Regions from separate parts of the Homo sapiens genome. Here regions 1 and 3 are each linked to region 2. A link is a contact called in ENCODE Hi-C or POLR2A ChIA-PET data. All regions are on one chromosome and are shown on one strand. The core of a region is the stretch at or near the end of the contact, and the rest is flanking DNA. Distances in the headings are between cores, read along the strand shown.

What was found. Hi-C counts contacts between places; a loop is a spot of excess contacts on that map. ChIA-PET counts read pairs that join two places held with the same protein, here RNA polymerase II (POLR2A). Pooled maps may share reads with other maps.
Region 1: a pooled map shows a loop between it and region 2 (2.5-fold over the local background). The contact joins two enhancer-like sites. A Hi-C loop is called at or near these places in 4 of 50 pooled maps. POLR2A ChIA-PET finds 5 or more read pairs at or near these places in 2 of 52 experiments (AG04450 and activated T-cell).
Region 3: a pooled map shows a loop between it and region 2 (5-fold over the local background). The contact joins two enhancer-like sites. A Hi-C loop is called at or near these places in 3 of 50 pooled maps. POLR2A ChIA-PET finds 5 or more read pairs at or near these places in 11 of 52 experiments (AG04450, B cell, Caco-2 and 8 more).

Annotation. Positions count from the first base shown.
Region 1 is chr1:9,199,932-9,203,484 of GRCh38, reverse strand. No RefSeq gene overlaps it. Among named protein-coding and RNA genes, the nearest start is that of MIR34AHG, 19 kb to the right of the region's middle. Within about 2 kb of position 1,669, at least 6 of the 41 ENCODE cell types and tissues checked have a DNase peak (open chromatin) inside an H3K27ac peak, as active enhancers do.
Region 2 is chr1:9,454,263-9,457,318 of GRCh38, reverse strand. No RefSeq gene overlaps it. Among named protein-coding and RNA genes, the nearest start is that of LINC02606, 27 kb to the right of the region's middle. Within about 2 kb of position 1,403, at least 3 of the 41 ENCODE cell types and tissues checked have a DNase peak (open chromatin) inside an H3K27ac peak, as active enhancers do.
Region 3 is chr1:9,316,192-9,319,488 of GRCh38, reverse strand. The region is part of intron 1 of SPSB1 (splA/ryanodine receptor domain and SOCS box containing 1); the gene reads right to left. Among named protein-coding and RNA genes, the nearest start is that of SPSB1, 25 kb to the right of the region's middle. RefSeq lists enhancers at 801-1,345, 1,346-1,890, 704-1,903 and a silencer at 2,508-2,681. Within about 2 kb of position 1,513, at least 11 of the 41 ENCODE cell types and tissues checked have a DNase peak (open chromatin) inside an H3K27ac peak, as active enhancers do.

The DNA.
Region 1 (3,553 bases), core at 420-2,919, 250 kb after region 2:
GGAAATACCTACATTCCTGACCACCTTCTACCTCTCAGTATATCTATTCTGCCTAACCCCTTGTGGGTTATATTAGAATGCGCTATCTTAACCATATCTGCATTTAAAGTGCTTCTCTCTCCTGGAATTTTCTCAATTAAATCCCTACCTCAATCTTAAAGACTATTAACTTTCACAGAAGCAGGAACGGGAATTTTAAGAATCACAGACGTGTCAGGACAAAATTGACACTTAGTGGCAATCTTGAACATTTCATGTGCCTGACAATTTTTTAAATGGGGTTTTCTTGAAGGAAAACAAAAATAGAGATTTCCCAAACGGTTGAGAATTTGCCAGTGGATGGAGAGGAATTTTCCTCTTCTCTTCACCCCGGGTCTACCTCTGCCCTTCTTGATAAAGCAACGGTGTCAACTTGTCTGGTGCAAAGCAGACTGTCGGCTCATCACCTCTGCTCCTTCCTGGGCATCAGGCTGCAATTCTCAAACTTTTGAACAAGTCCCGCCTTCTCCAGAATTAAGGATTAAAGACTCTGCAGAGTCTCAATCTTCTGTTTTTGTTTTTGTTTTGTTTTGTTTTTTCAAGAAAAGCATCTTCAGGTGAACAAATCTGGGAGGTGGGGCAAAGCTTTGGACCTAGTTGTGTGAGAGCGTGGGGGAGGGAGGAGGCTCCGCGGAGAGGTGTCTCTATAGGAGTGAGCATCTTGCAGTGTCAGGGGTTTAAATTCAACCGGCGGGGGGCGGGTGCATGGTGGGGGAGACCATCCCTGCCTCCTGCAGCATTGACTCCCGGCACCATTTGGGTGCAGGGACCCAGCTGACACTTCTTATTTCGGGTCCTGCCTCTCCCGAAGCAGTCTGAACTTGCCAGCATCCAGGCAGGACGGCAGCAGCTGAGCAGAGGAGAGAGGTAACTTTCAGGGAGGGGTGTGTTGGTTTCTGGATGCTAGATCAGCTCATTGACACGCTCCTTGGATAGCCAGCAGAAAGATCCCCTTTCCTTTGGGTTTTAAAAAGCTTTCTCCCCTAAGAAGCCGGAGTCCTCTGCCTGCACTTTGCAGAAACTCTGGGCGCTAAGAACTCCATCCAGGTCCTTCCCCGTTGGCTTACCGGCACAGCACTGTGGGGAGAGCTGAGTCAGTTGCTCACAGGAGTAAATTTTTAGGAATAATTTTTTAAATTGCTGTTTGAATTCTTTTTTTTTTTAAAGATTGGGTTTCTTTCTCATGTTGGTTTTATGTTTGCACCTTGTATTTTAATTAAGCTACAAAGAGTATAAGTTTGTGGAGAAGATTTTGGTGGAGGTTTTACGATTAAAAAAAAAAACTACTCCATTGCAGTCCCGCTGCAGTCCCAGAAACCTGGTTTAACTGCAGAGGCTCTCACGGTACAGCCTGCTTCTCCTCTTTACCCTTGCCAGAGTCTGAGCGTCTGGTTCCCACCTGTCTGACTTCTCCAAGCCCCCCATCCCCATCTCCTTGCCCACCTACCCTCTGCGAAGGACCCCGGTAAGTTGGCTGATGTCGGTGACAGTGGGGTTTGAAGGAGAATTTGGACACTGCAGCTTTAAGAATGCCGTACTGCGAAATCTTTCTCCTTCAAGTGACTGCAGACCGCAGCAGCGGCAGAGGCAGCAGCGGCAGAGGCAGCAGCAGAAGGAGTCAGCTGGAGGAGGAGGAGGAGGAGGAGGAGGAGGAGGAGGAGGAAGGAGAGGAGGAGGGAAGGAGGGAAGGAGGGAGGGAAGGGGATGCAGCCCATTCTCAGGTCAGCTTGTTGGGTACCTCGGACCAGGGAGTGCTCAGCCCTGGGCAAATCCAAAGCACAATCAGGACGCTGACTTTGGGCTAGTTTCCCTCTCCCACATGCTGGGGGCGGAGACCCCGTGGACTTACTGATGAGTTGAGGCTTATTCCTTGCCTCAGTCGCGTGCCATCCTGCCGCGTGTGTTTGCGTCTGGTTAGCTGGCTCTCTCAGCCATGTGGAATTGGGCCGGAGAATGCGGGTCTGGTCTCTGTTGTGATCTTTCTCCAGCTTGGCTTGAAACCTGGGAACACTGACGCAGCCTTCATGGTCTTGTTCACTGGGGATGGAGGTTTTCTTCTTCCGGATTTACTGAGATGAGCTCTGGAGGGAAACTCGAATAGAATGATTAGTGGCCGCCGGGGCAGAGGCTGTAGCATTTAAGAAGGGGATGGACTGCTTCTGTGTTGGTAGCAGGTGTTGAATGATGGGAGCATTGGGTGCCAGGCAGAAGAGGAGGGGTCTCCATAAGGGGCTCGTCTAGATGGGACTGCACAAAAGCAGCAGGAAGCACACTTGGGACAGTGGCTCTTTCTGGGGAAGTACATAAGCAGCCTGAGACATGTGAGCTATGGTCTCTGGGACCCAGACTCCTATGCACCCAGCCAAAGGGCCTCCCCAAAGTCATTTGCTGCCTCAGTAGGTGCCGGCTGGAGGAGCTCCCAGGCTGGCACTGCTGAAGTGGCATTCCCTGACACGCAGAGCTCAGATCAGGTCTGCATGGGGGGCGACATTATACAGTGCCAACAGTGGCATCTGCCCAGGTGGTCCTGGGCACTGGAGGGCTGAGCTCCTTGTGATCCCTCCCAAAGCAAAAGGGTATCTTTTTACAAAGAAATTTTAGATCTCACCATAAATCACTCAAAGGATGTGCAGCAAACCTCTCAGATATAAGTTATCCAGGCAAGCCCCTGAAACAGCAGCTGGGCTTTTGGGAACGGCTGAGGCTGGTGGAGCCACATGACCCCTGTGGGTCCCTGCATTGTGTTCTGGTTCTCGCTATAGACAGGAGCCTGAATTGAAAGCTCGTGCTTAGAGAACCTGCCTGTACCGTGGCAGGAAGCTGCTGGCGTTGAAGCTCCCTGGGGCATGCAATGTGCTCATACCAAACACCTCAGTCATTTGGGGAAATTTGGGCTCATAGACAAATGTTTAATGAAGTCTTAGACCAAATCATCGCCTGGACTAGAAAAGCACTCTGCAGGCTGAACACAATTCCCTCCCCCAGAATTAGGAGCGACTTTCTACTGGCTGCTTTCGAAGTGCCCGTTCCCTCCTTGCAGCCCTGTCTCTTGCTCCATTTTAAAATACATTCCCTGTATATTGAAAACCATCTCTCCTTCTGTCCATCAATCTGCAGCAACTTAAATTTTCCAGACTAACGTGCTTGGCCACGAACGATTTTGAGCCCAGCACACCGAAACGAGTCATTGGGGTCCCACGCACTAGGGTCTTTTGAAGTCAGCATGGCAGGATGCTAAGGATGGAGACTCACCTGTGCAGCAGGCTGAACCGTAACCCATCCCAGCCTCTGACTCCCAACCCTGGAAGCTGCGAGGACCAGCTGTTTGTCTCTGGACTTTTTAGTTTGCCCTCATCCATGGGATGGAGGTATCTGTGACCTCTCCACCCGGGAGAGGGAGAGAACAGACCTGGCCTGCCCAGACACACTTTTCTCTTCTGGTGTCTCCCTTCCCAGCCTGGATGACAAACGAGTGTCCTTCCTGCCTGGAATTAGCCAAGGGAGAGGCCTGCTG
Region 2 (3,056 bases), core at 154-2,653:
TTTTGGAGATGAGGAACGGAAGCATCGGTGGAGGAAGGAGTTGGGGACACAGCTTCAGTGCAGTCCCCCTCACCATGTCCCCGTTCAGAGGGCAGACCCTCCCCACCAACACTCCCACCAAGACTCTGAGTCTAAGAAAACTCTTATTTTCCTGATCCACCATGAGTACAGGATGCTTTCAAGTTTCATCACTGGTGTTCTTGTACTTCAAGAAAACAAAAAACAAAAAACCTCTCTAAAATGTGGTGCGTTGAAGCCAGGGAGTAAATGCAACCTGTAGATCTTCAGGGGGATTGATGACGTCATGATGGAATCTTCTGAATTTCTTTCTCAGGCTCCCCCCTGGGCCTTCCAAGACCTGACTCATGGACCTTCAAACCCTCTGCAGGGGCTGGGTGGGCCAGCAACCTCCAGGTGTGAGCGCCAGGGCACAGGGAGGTCATTCTTGCCCAATCCCCAATGGAGGCCGTGTCTCATCCCTCCAGGAAACTGCAGAAAGTTCGGAAGGACCCCCCCCCCACGCTGAACCACACATATGGCACAGACAGGAATTCCTTCTTGATTCCCAGTGGCTCCAGGTTCACGCCTAGAGTGCCCCTTATCAATGCTACAGAGCGATAGATGTGATTTATGGGAATCAAATCACCCAGCCTTGGATGAGAAGCTCAGTCTGAGACCTGGAATTATCAGGCAAGTAAGTCCGAGCTTGGAGAGATTTCTTGAAGCATTAGTGCCGTGTCCAGAACTCCCTACAACTTTCTTTAGGCCTTGAGTCGGGTCCTGGGAAGGACAGAACCCTCTTCTTTGGCCTTTCAAAATATTTCCACCAGACCCAGAGGAAAAGTCCTGGTGTTGGGTTGTCCCAAGACCATCTCTTTCACAAGCCTTAGAACTCATTTTTATTTTCCCTGACATTCTGGATAATGATGTTTGACAAGTACTTTTATTCCAGATGAGAGATGCTTGGGCCAACCTGGAGGCTGCCTGATGTCTGCTCAGTCTTAACCTGGAGACAGGTCCTGCTGCTGCAGCGATGGCTGGGTAGGATGGCGTTACGGCCTCTTTTCCCGGGGCAGCACCTGGGGCCAGGAGGCCTAAGCCCCGTTGGCCTTCCAGCTTTGGGTTGCTCTCAGCCCTTTGCCCGCCTGTGCATCTCCAGCTGGGATAAGCACCTCTCTCCTAATTTGGCTGGAATCTAAATGAGGTCTTCCAACATGCAACCACATCAGCTCCATGTTGCCCAAAGGGGCAGACTCCGTGCAAAGCTCTGAGCCTTAGGCTGTGCGCCGTGGGGTCTTTACAGCAGGGGGACACCCAGGCTGGGCTCCTGGGAGGGACTCAGCCCCACTCTCGCCAGAGGGCGCCACACTCCTCCTTTATCACCATCCTGGCCTCGCTTCCGAGTTTCAGAGGCTCAGGAGAGGGGTCGGGCAGCCCTTCCAGGGAGAATTCTCACAGCTGCACCACTCTGCAAACGACTCACAGGCGTTGCAGTTTCCTATCGGGTCGCTGAATGATTTTATGAGGGAAAAACAGCTGACCTGGCCATGGCTCTTCTTCCATAAAATAATCAATTTTTGTATTTAGCAACAGCAGGCCACAAACCGAGTTTCTTCCTTGGCTTCCATTCCAGTTTATGAGTCAAAAATAATTTTCCCCTTTTGCAAGTCCAACATCGATCCCACTTGGAAGCCGCGGTGGTCAAGAGATTCCTCAGAAATGAACCTGACAAAATGGAGCTGGTGACAGTTTTCCTTTCTCTAAAAAACTTCTACCGAAACAGACTCTATTAATCGCGGGTGCAGCTACTATTCCAAGAAACTGCGTGAAGACATTTTTTTCTTTCTCAGTAGCTGTTCATCACCGTGAAGGAGACGATGACGAGGTTCCCAACCCAAGCACTGGGCTACGCGCCTCTTCCACGCTGCACGAGACGAGGTTGGTCCAGGCACGGAATTTCCATGGCCCTAGCTCTCGCTGTGCATGGGGGTCATGAGTGAAAGCTGCTCAGAGCATTTTTTGAGGGAGCCCAGCCCAGGAACCCTGTGGGTTGAGTGGTGAAGCCAGAGATGGGGTTTCACCATGTTGGCCAGGCTGGTCTCAAACTCCTGACCTCAAGTGATCCACCTGCCTCGCCCTCCCAAAGCGCTGGGATTACAGGCATGAGCCACTGTGCCCAGCCCGGAATTCCATTTTAAAAGGCCAGAGGTTTAGGGGTTTTGGTTTGAAACGGCAAATGAATGCATATACTTAACCCTTCCTCTAAACTCCATCAAAATAACAGCAAAGAAATTTTTAAAAACTGTAATCCTACAACAGCAGAGATTAGCAGAGGAAGTTAATCAATTAAAATTTTTTTTTTTTTTTTTTTTTTTTGGAGACGGAGTCTTGCTCTGTTGACCAGGCTGGAGTACAGTGGCGCAATCTCAGCTCACTGCAACCTCCGCCTCCTGGGTTCAAGCAATTCTTGTGCCTCAGCAGAAAGGTAGGGAGCTTGATTCCCTGACCGGGTGACTAAGGGGTAGGGGGTTATGTCACAAAATATACGTGCCTATGAACGTGTGTGCACATGTTTGAGTGTGTGGTGTGAGTGCACATGTGCGCTCATGTGTGTTAAAGTCACACGGATGCAAATCAGGGTTGCCCTTCTCCTAGTGTCTGCCTGGAGGTGTGGGCGTCCACACGCATAGGCAGTCTCCTTTGTTGGCTCTTGCGCCTGCGTCTTTTGTAAATTTCCTGAAGGTGACCGGTCTCACTGCACCTCTCCCTGTAGATGATGCCACCAGGGACAGGGGGCTGGCCCTACTGTGCCCTCCCACCCATGCGCTCCAGGAAGCTATGGACGTCGGGCAGGGCAGCCCGGGAGGCCTCATAATCTAGGTGTTTTGGTTGCAGGAGTTCCCGGGCCACTCCTGGAACAGCCTGGGTCCCTGGACCTCAAAAGCAGCGCTTGCATCCTTGAGGGTCTCTAAGGCTCAGCTTGGCCCCTTTGTCCTCTGGGGATCCATGTTTTGGCCACCACTGCCCCGAATGGCACTGGCCTCTGTGCACACCAT
Region 3 (3,297 bases), core at 264-2,763, 140 kb after region 2:
GGGCCTCGGAGCCTCTCATCCCACCCCTGTACTTTGAGATCCTAGAGGGAGGAGAAGGAGGAAGAGGAGGGAGGAAGGAGGAGGGAGGAGGGAGGAGAAGCAAAGCACCTGACCTGTGGGGGCTGGGTGTGTTCCCCGCCTTGGTGAGCAACATGCCACGGCCAGGGCAGCGCACACATGTCCACATGCTGACCCGCAGCCCACAGTGCTGCCTGCCTTGGTGCCCTCCCTGTGCCACCCCCCTGGTCCCCCCACTTCCCAGGTCCTACCTCCTCTTTTGTTGTTGTTACTGTTGTTTTGTTTTTTTTGAGATGGAGTCTCACTCTGTTGCCCAGGCTAGAGTGCAGTGGTGTGATCTTGGCTCACTGCAACCTCTGCCTCCTCCCAGGTTCAAGCAATTCTCCCACCTCAGCCTCTGGAGCAGCTGGGATTACAGGGGTGCGCCACCATGCCCGGCTAATTTTTTTGTATTTTTAGTAGAGACAGGTTTCGCCATGTTGCCCAGGCATGACCTCAGGTGATGTGCCCGCCTCAGCCTCCCAAAGTACTGGGATTACAGGTGTGAGCCACTGCGCCCGGCCCTACCACGTCTTTAGGACTCACTGCAGGACACCGCAGGCTGGACTCCTCTTTTGTCACCCTGTGTTACAATCACCAGCTCATGTGACTGTCCCCCACTATATGCAGTGAGTCCTTGGAGACAGGGACCCTGTCCTGCTGTACATCCAGAGCCTGACAGAGGCCCTGATCTGAGTGAGCTGCCCGAATTGCTGAATGGACAGAAGAACAACCCTCTGAATGGTGGAAACAGCTGCCTCCGAGGCACCAGCCACACGGTCTGGCTTTGGTCAATCCTGCACGATTCCGCAAGGTAAGTCTCACACCCATTCTTACAGATGTGGAAACCAAGGCTCAAAGAGGCTGAGTAACTTGTCCAGGATCCAGGTTGGAAGCCAGATTCCAAACTCAGGGTCTTCCTTGGATGCTGGAAACCTGGGAGTGGAGGAAGGAGGGTGGTCTTGAGGACAAAGAGGAACATGGCAGGGGGGCTTCGTGGGCGATAGGAGAGGACGCTGTCCCCATTCCCTGTCTGTCCGCAAGGCAGCCTGGAAATGCTGTGCCTCAGGCAGGGTCCTACACTGTCAGCCAAGAAAGCAAGGAGGCAGAGGCCGGAGAGAACAACCAGCAAGGGAGGCGTGGGTGGGCAGAGACCCAAGCGGGCGGAGGACCCGTCACTGTTCTGCTGCCGGCTGCATTCGTGGTGGAGGATCTGGGGGCATCATGGGCCTCCGGGTGCCCACACCCACCTTCCCCCACTGCCTGCTGTCAGCCCAGACCCCAGGGCCCCACCCTCACTGGGCCACAGGGAACGTCATCTCTCCCTAAGCTGCAGCTTCCCAGAACAATCGCTGCGTTTCCCCAACCTGCCCGGAAAGGGGAATGAGTGCAGCTGCTTCCTCTCCCCACCTGGCACGTCACCAAACCTGCGACTGTCCACCCAGCTTCCTCTGGTTCCACAGATGCTCGGGCCGAGCCTGGCACACAGGGGCCCTTAACAAACTCGCGGAGCGAATGGTGTGCCAAGGAAGCAAGAAACTCCCACCAAAGCGACCCGCCAATCTGCAGGGTCTCAAAAAAAAAAAAAAAAAAATTGGTTCCCTCGCCACCGGAAATCACCTACATAAGGCTCTGAAACTGTCTTTTCTGGCCAGGCACGGTGACTCACGCCTGTAATCCCAACACTCTGGGAGGCCAAGGAGGGTGGACTGCTTCAGCTCAGGAGTTTGAGACCAGCCTGGCAATAGGGTGAAACCCCAACTCTACAAAAAATACAAAATACAAAAATATATATATATCTGGGCGTGGTAGTGCATACCTGAGGTCCCAGCTACTCAAGAGGCTGAGGTGTGAGGATCCCCGAGCCTGGGAGGCAGAAGCCGCAGTGAGCTTTGTCCCCAGCCTGGGTGACAAAGCAAGACTCTGTCTCAAAAACAAACGACAAAAAACCTGTCTGTTCTCACCTGGTGGTCTGAAAATCTCTACCACACGCCCCCACACCCCTTCTCCCAGATACCTAAACCAAATCCTGGAGTCAGATTGATTTCGGTGATGACTTTTATCAAGCACTTACTATATACCGGGTATCATCAAAGCTCCCAGTGGTTTTGCACACACATGCCACCTTCCGCCAGTGACATTTATTCCCTTCTTCCCTTCCTCCTCCCTCTCCAGTGCTTACACATCCCAAGGCCCAGTTTCAGCATCACCTCCTCCAGGAAGCCTTCCCAGATTCACCTGCTGAGAGTAAACCCTGATCCCCAAGGCCAGAACCTTGCTGGCCTCTAAGCACCTTTCTCACCCTCTGCCTAGTATAATATATTATTTGTGAGTTCTCTCTTTCCTTCGCGAGAGCACCGGAAGCAAACCCTCACAGGCCAGGTTAAGGATTCTAAATTCCACCGTGTGTTTCCACTTGGAAGCAGGAAGGTGCATCCAAGGTGAGGCCTGGCCCTGCTACGGGGCCTGGGATCTCTGCGATCAGAAGGAGAGCACCAGGCAGCTCCCTCTACCCGGGGGCACTCTTATACCCGCATTTCACAGATGGAAACTGAGGCTCAGAGAGGTCACAAGGTCCGGCCAGGTCATAGGAGCAGGGAGAACCGAGGTGGAAAGCCAGCCACCTCCCAAGCTGGGCTCGAAGCTGCTGCGGCCCCCAGACCCAGACCCAATGCCGCTTCCGGGGCGGTCTCCCCTGGAGAAGCAGCCGTGGTCCTGACGAAGGCCCGTGCCGCGCCACAGGAATCCGGGAGTCACGGCTGACCACCTGCGCCTGTGCCCCAAGATGGCGGGAACGGGTGGGCTCTAAGGTAGCAAAACGCTCCCAGCCTTTCGTAAATGGCAGCCCCTGAACCCGCTTCGATCAGCCCCCCCCTCCTCGCCATCCAGCACCTCAAGGCGTGATGCCTGGCCCAGCAGCAGCCCCCTAGGACCCTGCCCTACGTGCCCATCAAAGTCTGCTCTGCTTGCTGAGTACCAGTATCACCTGGTTGAGCCCGTGTGGGGACACACACACAAGCACATATGCACACACATAAATACACGTGCACACATGCCCCTCCCTTGTGCCCCAGGGGCTGTCTCTCACCTCTGCCCTAGCACAGTCTAGCATGCCAAGGGACGCCCCCATCTCCAACTCACCCAAAGCAGGTGACTCACCCACAGGGAGGGTCTCCTTCCCAGGCCAGGTCTCCTGGGGGTGCCGGAGCCCCAGGGTCAGGGAGGCCGGCTGTCTGACCT